Regions from separate parts of the Homo sapiens genome. Here region 1 is linked to region 2. A link is an interaction called in ENCODE POLR2A ChIA-PET data of the cell type or tissue named here. Cell type or tissue: Panc1. All regions are shown on one strand. Links, peaks and the distances in the headings refer to the core of each region. The heading gives the core; the rest is flanking DNA. Region 1 overlaps CMSS1 (cms1 ribosomal small subunit homolog). Region 2 overlaps CMSS1 (cms1 ribosomal small subunit homolog).

The links. ChIA-PET counts read pairs that join two places held together with the same protein. Peaks named below come from ENCODE experiments on the same cell type or tissue, not always from the same donor. Only the 100,000 strongest peaks of a DNase experiment are listed, where the experiment ranks them.
Region 1: POLR2A ChIA-PET joins it to region 2 with 11 read pairs; 2 of 35 experiments call an interaction of 5 or more read pairs at or near these places.

The regions. Positions count from the first base shown.
Region 1 is chr3:100,034,820-100,040,206 of GRCh38, reverse strand. All of the region lies in intron 1 of CMSS1 (cms1 ribosomal small subunit homolog), which reads right to left. The region is part of intron 1 of FILIP1L (filamin A interacting protein 1 like); the gene reads left to right. It overlaps LOC105374010 (a long non-coding RNA gene), which reads right to left. Exons shown (of 5, transcript NR_189163.1): 5 at 1-432. Among named protein-coding and RNA genes, the nearest start is that of MIR3921, 73 kb to the right of the region's middle. In Panc1, for the core only: no CTCF peak of the experiment used is centred there; no DNase peak of the experiment used is centred there; H3K27ac peaks cover 524 bases.
Region 2 is chr3:100,170,298-100,175,684 of GRCh38, reverse strand. It overlaps CMSS1 (cms1 ribosomal small subunit homolog), which reads right to left. Exons shown (of 10, transcript NM_032359.4): 7 at 3,786-3,846; 8 at 3,282-3,369. Among named protein-coding and RNA genes, the nearest start is that of FILIP1L, 58 kb to the right of the region's middle. In Panc1, for the core only: no CTCF peak of the experiment used is centred there; no DNase peak of the experiment used is centred there.

The DNA.
Region 1 (5,387 bases), core at 167-5,166, 140 kb after region 2:
GATGGTTACCTGTTCCAGAGATTGTCTTAGGTTCCTACTTCTCACTGGCTTTTGTGGGTGCAGGAAGAAAAAAAAATATTCAGACAGCTTGGATTGATTCATGTATCCAATTATAAAATGCAGGTAGATAGATCAAGAAAGTTGTTAACTATGAGGCCAGGCACGGTGGCTCATGCCTGTAATCCCAGCATTTTGGAAGGCCAAGGTGGGCGGATGATGAGGTCAAGAGATCGAGACCATCCTGGCTAACACAGTGAAACCCCATCTCTACTAAAAATACAAAAAATTAGCCGGGCATGGTGGCGGGCGTCTGTAGTCCCAGCTACTCGGGAGGCTGAGGCAGGAGAATGGTGTGAACCTGGGAGGTGGAGGTTGCAGTGAGCCGAGATCATGCCACTGCACTCCAGCCTGGGCAACAGAACAAGACTCCATCTCAAAAAAAAAAAAAAAGAAGAAAGTCGTTAACTGTGAAGAAAACCACTGGGGGGAATTACCACATGCCATTTAATATCTAATTTAAGGGAAGCACTGAGATCTTGGATGAAAAATTACTTGGTGATATACTGAAATATCAACTCTAGGGACAATGCTTTTCTAGATTCTTCTGGATTCCTAAAAATTTCCTAGATCTTATTTGGTATCTGGCTTTTCCAAGGTACTCCTGGTATCCCGCATATTATAAGACTGAATCTTACACTATCTAATTTGAAATAAATTTTACTGTTTTCCTTTCCATTAAGTATTAAACCAAGTTGGTATTTTTGTAGAACTCCACTGAAATCTTTATACTGTGAAATCTTTATACTACATACTGTGAAATATAATCATAGATTATATTTCATCTGCTCTTTGATATTCCTGTAGCAGGTGAGTCTTGGCTGTACTTCTTATGTACTTCATAGGCTGTACTACTGTGATCAAGAACACTTAGAAAAGGTTGCTCAGTTTTTTGAGGTCAAGTTAATAAGTAAAGCAGACTAACTGAATTAGATAAAATGCATAATGGTTTTCACCACTACAGTGAAAGGTCTGGGAATGTCTCTGTGTTTGATGAACTATTATTAGATGATGATAATTTCAATACCAATACAACACTGGTGAAAGCATAATTTCCTATTCTTTTTATAAGCATTAAATTTAGGAGTTTTTCCAACATCTGTTATTGCTGAATTAATGCAAAATTATTGTCTCCCAACACAAAATTCTTATTTCCTTAGGCAAGCAATATTGTGTGTGCATTTTTCAAAGACGTTTTATACATATGCAGACAAACATGTACGTTCATTCTTTCTTCTTTTTATTACATGCAAAAGGTAGCATACGATATAGACAATATGTTCTGTACTGTGCCTTTTGGACTTAACAATACATCTGGGAGATCCTGCTGTATCAGTACATAAGGAGCAGCTGGGCACCGTGGCTTGGCACCTGTAATCTCAGCTACTTGGGAGGCTGAGGTGGGAGGATCGCTTGAGCCCAGGAGTTTGAGGCTACTATGTAGGACATGGACTGAGATCGTGTCCTTTAAAAAGAAAGAAACAAACAAAACCCATAAATAGCTTTCCAGTTTTTGTTATGGAAGCATAGTATTGGATAAATGAATAATCCTATTTACTTCCAGTCCCTACAAAAGTACATTTAGGTTATTTCCAATCTTTTGCAATTACAATGTTTGTTAATTTTGAAATTAAACCGAACAGTCAATAAGAAACTACAACTGACTGAGTAGTATTGCCTGTTTCCGCTCCCTACTCGAATTCTCTATAAGCAAAAAAATGGTGAAAAAAGAAATAATTTGGCTAATCAGCTTTTGGATAATTCAATATCTTATTTTTCTATCTGTTGCCAGTTAAGCAATTTTTTTTGGATGGGCTCAAAATAATAGACTCATTACTTCATTACTTTTCTTATTATTTCTGTAAGAGTTATATTTTAATGAGAAGAAAAGAGAGGCCGGGCGTGGTGGCTCACGCCTGTAATCACAGCACTTTGGGAGGCCAGGGCAGCTGGATCACCTGAAGTCAGGAGTTCAAGACCAGCCTGGCCAGTATGGTGAAACTCTGTCTCTACTAAAAATACAAAAATTAGCTGGACATGGTGGCAGGTGCCTGTAATCCCAGCTACTCGGGAGGCTGAGGCAAGGAGAATTGCTTGAACCCAGGAGGCAGAGGTTGCAGTGAGCCGAGATTGTGCCACTGCACTCCACCTGGGCGACAGAGCGAGATTTGAGACTCTGTTCCCTCCCCCCCCAAAAAAAAAAAAAAAAAGAAAAGCGATTAAAAAGGAAAACCTAAGCGATTCAGAGCCAGTTAGTGTGGCTGTAAAGCTACTCAGGTAATTGTGAGGAAGAAATTAGTAGAGCTTTAGTTTTTTAAAGGTCTTAATCTGTACTGGAGGTCAAGTTATCATCACTGTCATTTTCCTCAAAAACATTTAAACATTCACTTATACACAGCTTTATGCAATGAGCTTCCCAAAGCAAGCAAGATGCATAGAGAAACTTATCAGGACAGAGCTAAAACAAATGTAGGTGTGCCTCAATTTACAGAAGGGGATATGGGACACTATTTCTATGTTATTTATACATTTTATGATTTGAACATAAAGATTGCTAAAAGGATTTCTGTAGCAACTTTGTTGGGAGACAAAAATTTTGTATTCCTCAGTTTATCTTAGGGTATGATTTTCAGATTTCTATATGTTGCGCTGGCTTTATTTAAAGTGAAGATAACAATGTGCGTGTGTGTGTGTGTGTCTGTTTGCTTTGTTTTAATCTTTTGTTAAATTTTAAAATAACTTCAAACTTAAAATTTGCAAGAATACTACAAAAAATCTTTTACCCTTCACCCATATTCACCAGTTATTAAAATTTTTACCACTTTTGCATTTTATTCTCTTTCTACATATACACACATTTGTTTTTCTAAACCATCTGAGTAAGTTGCAGACATCATGTCCCTTTGCCTCTAAATATTACAATGTATTTTCCTAAGAATAAAGAAATTCACTTACTCCACAATGATCAAAATCAGGAAATGTATATAAGCACAACATTATGTTTCATCCCCACATTTTATTCAAATTTTACCAATTGTCCCAATACTGTTCTGTTTGCATTTCCTCCCCCGATCCAGGATCCAAATGAAAGAACCCACACATTTAGTTTTTATGTCTCTTTGGTTTCTTTTAATCTGAAATGGCTCAGCTTTATTTATGTGTTTCAGGATACTAACATTTTTGAAGAGTATCTTTTAGTTTAGGTTTGTCTGATATTTCCTTAATATTAAATTAATTATGCATATTTGGGGCAGGAATACCACAGAAATAACGTATCTTTCTCACTGCGTAATATCAAGAAGCACAAGATGTCAATTTGTTCTACTATTGATGATGGTAACTTTGATCACTTGGTTAAAGTGTCACTACCAGGCTTCTCTACTCCAAAACTACTATTTCCCATGATTATTAATAAGTAATTTGTGGAAAATTCTTTGAGATATGTAAATATCCTGTTCCTCACTGAACTTTTAAAAAATTGTTTCAGCAGCCATTGATACTTCTTAACTATTTGCAACTATGATGGCTGCAAAATGGTGGTTTTCTAATCTATATTTCTTCTACATTTATTAGTAGGCATTCTACTGTAAAGAATAACTTTTCTTTCTTACACATGTAGTATCTACCTATTATCACCATGAACAAACTCATGAATTCTTATTTTATTCAATGGGTCACCTTCCATTTTATAATTATTTCGCTCTTCAGGTTGTTTCAGATTAGGCCAGTGGCAGTCCTTTCAAGCCAACTCTGGTGTCCTTTTGACATGTCCTCATCATTTTTTGAGACTTCCTAACATCGTGGCATGAAAAGATGTTCCAGGCTCATCTTTTTTTTCCTCCAACAGCCCTGCAGTCAGCTACTTCTCCAAGAAGGCTTTGTTCCTCTTAGTGGGAAATGAGATGTAGAAGCTTTATGTGTTGCATGTGTTCATTGCTACAAGGTGTCATTGATTCTAGACCTTTTTAGTTGACAGAGCTAGGAAATTTTTCATGCCTTAGAAGACCTTCCTAAAAGTGGATTTAGGAACTACTATACCATAATTCCTTTTATATTAAGTTTATGCAATGTATAGAGATGGTACAGGGGTTTTTAGTTTTGGGTTCTATGTTACAATGGACTTATAATTACACTGACTACTAGTAAACATTATTATCCCAGAAGAATCTGATGAGATCCCTGAGAATAAGGACTATGTCTCATTCATCTTTTTATCCTCAGAGCCCAACAAAGTTCAAATCACATAATAGACCATCCATAGAAATTACATGTATGTGATTTGCTTTCAAAGAATCCAATGTGGGGGAAAGGAATAAAGATGTAACAAAGTTGGCCATGAGTTGATGACTGCTATAGCTCGTGATGAGCACATGGGGATTCTTTCTTTTCCATTTCTCTCTACATTTGAATTTTTCTATTACAATAAAATAAATTTAAAGGTAATCAAGAAATACCCCTATATCAGAATGATAAAAGTTTCTGCCTCTTCTATGGTTCAATTTCTTTAACAGTTTGGTGGGGTGAAAAAGGTCAAAGTGTTTGATTACTGGGAACCAGAGGGCATTAAAAAATTCAAGTAAATAATTCAGCTGTGTGCAGTGTCTCACGCCTGTAATTGCAGCACTTTGGGAGGCTGAGGCGGGTGGATCAGGAGTTCGAGACCAGCCTGGCCAACATGGTGAAACCCTGTCTCTACTAAAAATACCAAATTAGCTGGGCGTGGTGGCATGCGCCTGTAGTCCCAGCTACTCCGGAGGCTGAGGCAGGAGAATTGCTTGAACCCAGGAGGCGGGGGTTGCAGTGAGCCAAGATTGTGCCATTGAACTCCAGCCTGGGTGACAGAGTGAGACTGTGTCTCAAATAATAATAATAATACTAATAATTTAAGGAGGAATATGCGCACAGCATGGACATTCATTTATGAATTTAATTGTTTAAAATACATTTGGTTCAAGGGACTTGAAAATGTAGATGGCTTTCATCATCAAATTGCTAATAATCCTAGAAAGCACAAACTTGAAACACATACAATTTGGATAACAATTTCGAATATACATTTATGATAACAGATCAACCCTAAAAAATAACATAAGATAAACAGGTCTTCAAGCTATCTGGAGAGAACCCCCTAGCATTTTGCTGACTACATGGAGATAGCAAAATGGCTTTTTTCTTGACATCCCAAGTTGTTTTTTGATACTTAAACAACTGATAGTCAAAACATTAAAATAGGAAAGTGGACTACTGCAGTGATTGAGATATTCTACTGAGAAAAAACACCACAAACAAATATATTCGTATGTATATACCGTTTACTGATCAGAGTGGAT
Region 2 (5,387 bases), core at 118-5,117:
TCCAAGCTGTTCCACGTCTCTTGTGTTAACAGTACCTGCAGCCTTCCTCTCCTGTGGCACTTCCCCTCAGCTTTTCCCTGTAGTATTTAAATATTTTCCTCTTTGCCCCTAATACTTGTTCATGCTTTTTATAATTCAAATGCCTGTTATTAAAAACTCTCTGCAAAATTAAAATAAAAATAGTGAACTGGAAAAGACAATGAGTTGATCATCAGTCTTCCCTTAATATAACTGCTCTCAGGAAAGCAAATAGGTACAGCCTCTCTGGAATGAAACTGAGCATAATATTATAACAGCTTCAAAATGCTTTTATTTGATCTCAAATTCCTGACCTCAAGTGATCTGCCCATCTCAGCATCCCAAAGTGCCGGGATTATAGGCATGAGCCACGGTGCCCAGCCAAAATGCTTTTATTTGATAAAATAAATTTCCTTCTATGACATATCCCAGTGAAGCATCAGAAACATAAACATAGCTACTTGCAAAAATGATCATTGCCACATTATTTATAATAGCAACAATTTAGAAACAACCCAAAGTCTACCATAATAGAATTGCAAAAAAATAAATTTACAATAGAATATTGTAAATAGTGTAGCTATACAAATGAAAAATTAAACGTGCTTCATGACAAGGAAGGTAAGTCCTCATGAGATATAGCAAGTGAAAAAGGTAGGTTATAAAGTTATGAGATGCAGTATAATCAATCTCTGTTGTATAAAAATAAACATACAAATTGTATAGAAAAAAGACTCAAAGGAAATACATTCATTATTAACAAGAGATTGCTTCTAAAGTGACTTGTTTTCTTCTCTGTACATTTTTGCATTTTCAAAGGCTCCTATAGTCAGAAAATCCCCTTCATTACTAAATTAAAACAACACAATTGCCTGTAATTGTATACATCCCAATGTCATGGGATATCTTTCAATGTCTGAAAACTCTCCTTATATATCAAACGTATAAACATCTTATTAAGTCATAAACAGCTACATATATGCTATTGGTGTCACTCTGTTAGATTTTTCACTTTTAGGGTGCTGGGACTATTCTCTTTAAACACTTTGTATGTAGGCAAATACCTGTGGTTAATGAATATGAAACCATTCATCCAATTAGAATCAGATGTAAAAATTATTTTCATTAATATTTTTTTAAAAATCGCCCTTTAAATGATTTTTCCATATGAAATAAGCCTTCATATTGAGGTCTCACAACTCTGTAGAGATCTGATTTCAATAGTCTGGATAGCTTTGCTTTTTCTCTTCCTCTCTTTCTTTTAAATACAGAGAAGAGTAATCCTGTTGCATGGGGTGGGGGCTGGGGAAGTCTGGTGACACACAAAAAAATCTGGATTCCAGGAGGGGCTGGTGGTGAATCTTTAGCTAAAAGCTGTTAGGGAGGCAGGAACCAACCTGAGAGTCCATCCTTAGCTTCTGATACCCAGCCAATTACTCCCAAATCTGTGTCTCATAGAAGGCCTTGGTGCCTCTCATCTGTTCCTTAACTTTCAAATGCCATAGGATGTCCACAAGACAAAAATCCAAACTCCTCAGCTTACTGTTCAAGGACTTTCCTCAAATTTCTTTCCAGTTACATCAGCTGCTACTAGAGCCCACGAAGTTTCCAAGCAAGAAAGTTGGTCTCTTTAATAAATAACTAATATTTGTTAAGTGTTTAGGGTGTGACACTTACTGTGCTGAGCTCTTTATTGGCATTTTGTTTTTATAACAAACCTCTAAGTAGCTACTATTACTATCCCTGTTGTTCGCACAAAGAAACAGGCTGAGAAGGGTTAAGTAACTTGCCAAGGTCACAGAGCTGGTAAGTTGCTAGACCTGGGATTTGAATCTGGAGGTCTGAGTCCATCACAGGGGCTCTTAACTGCAACATTGTTTTACCTCCTCATCAATTCCTTGTGATATACCATGTGCATGTGCCTGCTTTCTGAGAATCTCACTGGGCTGTTCTCCCATTCATGAATGCTTCCTCTGACCCTCCCGGCCTATTTCAATCCTCCCCACACTTCAAAGATCAGTTAAAGACCCTGCCCTGCAGATTCAGGCCAGCATAACTATCTCTTTCTCATTTCAACTCTTGTAGGACTTAGAAGTGCTCATTTGGCTCTTGGCATTTACTGCCTCATGCTATCGATCTCAGTCTATGTACACTTAGTTCTTCAGCTGGATCAGGAGCTCCTTGAGGGGAAAAGGCTCTAGAACCAGGAGAGCCTAGACTGACAGACCTTGGGGAGGGTGACTTAACCCTCTGAGCTTCAGTTCTCTCTCATAAAAAATAAAAAGGCTAGCCTGTAAGGATGCTGTGAGTGCTAAATGAGGTAACATATGTAAGGGTGTCAAGCGTAGCGCTGCGTACAAGTAGGAACTCGAAAGTGTTGTTTCCCTTCCTTGTCAGGGGCAGCCAAATTTGTTAGTTGTTGGTATTTGTACAAAACTCTGCATATAGTGGGTTCAACTAACCCTGGATGATTTTCATCTGGAGAGAAACAACAGTAGTTTTAGCTTTTGTTGCTCCCTGGCAAATGACCATCTCTATAATGAGTTACTACACTGATGAACACATTACTTTTAGATATATAAAATAATCTGAGAATAGCTCCAGACAGTTATTTAAAAAAAAAGCTCTATTATATAATACATAAGTAATTTGGAAATAAGTATTGAAAAGAAATCATTCAATCTGCCTGGTAGGTAGAAGAGGTAATAAGATAATTGGCAGGTTAGCAGGTTCTTAGGCTACTGGCTTTGAGAAAGTTGGCAAACTATAAAAACCCACCAGTGGATGTTGTCTAGAATACTTTCTGTAAAGCACTAAAAGAGAAACACATTTGGGAAGAACTATTATGGAATGCCTGCATTACATTCATGGAAACTACGTTTTTTGTTTTAGTATGTTTTATATACCAGCCCTCAAAATGGGAGTCTCCCCAAGACTCAGTGGAGTGACAGGGAACTGCTCAACTCAAGCAGTGGCTGCACACTGGTGGAATGAAGGCTATGTGGAACCACTAACCTGCTTATAGCAGCTGGAATTTGACTCTGTTTAGGTGGGCACACGTACTTCAGTTTGCCACAGTCCTTATCATTCCCTATTGTGCTATACTTGCTGGTTGGTTTCAGAGATTAAAGGCTGAGTTTCCAATTCCTGAATTAACACAGAGGTCTGGTTTTTGTATATCCTGAATTTAGTTTCTGAGACTCACATGTAGGTAAGGCAAACTCCCAGCCCTGGGCAAGAGTATCACTGCCCTCTTGTCATACCTTGTTTAACAAGTTCTTTAATTCTCCCCGGAGTTCCTACACCCAGGTGCACCACACGCTTCTCCAGCAACTTTACCTGCGCCTGGACCTGTTCCAAGATGAAAGAGAAGAAAGAAAAGGAAGTCATTAAGAAAGTGCTATCTTACACCAATTTAGAACATTTTATCTCAAAGTTAAGAAAGTGAAATACAAATGGAGCTACCCTTGTGTAGGGTCGACTTCCAGGGCAGAGATGAGCATATCCCTAGAAAACTGGTAATCTTCAAGGAATCAAAGGGTCAAGCCTCAGGTTCTATACAGGGACAGAGCATGGCAGTAGCGACTGCCATACTGGGGAGGTAGGTATGCAGAAGCATAGAATTTAAAAAACCAGAAAAGTTGTTAAATGTTACATAAGGAAGGAACTCAATAAAATATGTGCTAAGGAGATTAGGAGAAGAGGTTGAAAGGAAAAAAGCTGAGGTCTGGGAGAGGCCTTTAGGGATCACACAGGCCCTTGCTTACCTTTATGTGCTTTGCAAATAATTTTATAACTTTGCCGTCTCCTCTGAATGCTGTCATCGACCTAATGAAAAGAAGCAGGTGAATGCTTAAGAAAACCAACTCATTCTAGGCCACGATGACTACTTAAGTATTATGTCTTGCTTTATTCAAAGGATGTGTGCATACGTGTGTATATATGTGCATATGTACATACAAATTCTGAGATTTGCAGGTTAGCCAATCTTTGCAATGAGAGTGGGGTGGCCTTTTATTCAGGCACATATCTGGGTTGGCTTTACACTGCCATACACAAGGTCAACCTTACTTAGGCTTCCTTGATTACTGAAACACATGACCTGCCTTTCATTTGTAATACAGAATTCCTGTATTTCAGGTCCCTGGCAGAAAATTCATCTTCCAACTATGCAGTGCAGTTCTCATACAAAATTTGGTTGCAAAAGATATCTTGGAGCGGTGATGTCAGCTCGTTCTCTGTGGAGCCAAGGGCATCTACAAAGGTCTGCCTGTGGTGGCCATGAGGGAAGCCAGGAGATGAGCTTGAAAGGGGGAAGAGGGGGGGCTTCTATCCTTCTATCACAGCTGTCCTTTCTTATCTACTTTGTAGACTAAATTCCTCTATAAAATTTTATAGGTGGAAATGAAGCTTCAGCCAAAAAGCAGGAAAAGAAGGAAGGAAGGAAGGGAAAGAGGAAGCAAAGAAGGAAGGAAAAAAAGTAAGAAGAAACCACTGACACAAAGGACTGGCTGAATTAAAGCTATGAGGGCAGGGGGTTATTGTAAATGAGGTGATCTGGGAAGCAGGGGTGAAGACTGAGGGGCACTTGAGAGTGATGCCCCCCGTAAAGGGGTCAACTAGTGCTCAGCTTTGCCAGTTATGATGATGTGAGACTATGGGCCTAAGACTCTCTGATTTTTAGAGAAGCCAGAAATCTAGATTTTTATATGTGCAATCTGATTTTAAATATGGGCAAGTCACTCACAAATTTTTTAGGTGCCAAACACTTGTAGGGTAAACTTAGCCTTTGAGTTGTCACTTTACAGTCTCTGGCTTACACCAGTAGGACAGGCAGTCCATTTAGTTTCTAGGTAGTCAAGAAGCTAGATCTATCTACAACAATCCAGACCACCAGCTCTGAGGGCTGAGACGGCGCTGGTGCACCTGCCGTGCCTGCCTTTCTACCTCTACTTTGGCATCAGGTCCTCAGCTGGCACCAACAGCTGCTCTATAAACAGCCACATAACATTATCTGTCCAGGGTTTTTGTTGTACAGATGATACTGAGAATGCTGCTGTCACTATGTCACAGAGGGGAAAACTATTTCTCAGGGAACTCTTTTTTTTTCTTCTTAAACCCACAGAATGTCATCAATCTGGCAACTGATAATGTTTCCCAACAGATCCTGGCTGTTGGAAAGTGCAGGCCCCCAGTTGGGGCCACCTTTGCAACTGCACAGGGATTTATCGATGTGATTTTCAGCACCATTTCTAGCTCGCTTCACCTAATTTTCTGTTCTTTATTTTTTCCTTGCTTCTATTTTCACAACCTGTTTCTCATTTGTTCAATGTATTTCTATATATCATCTATATTTGAGGACAGACCTA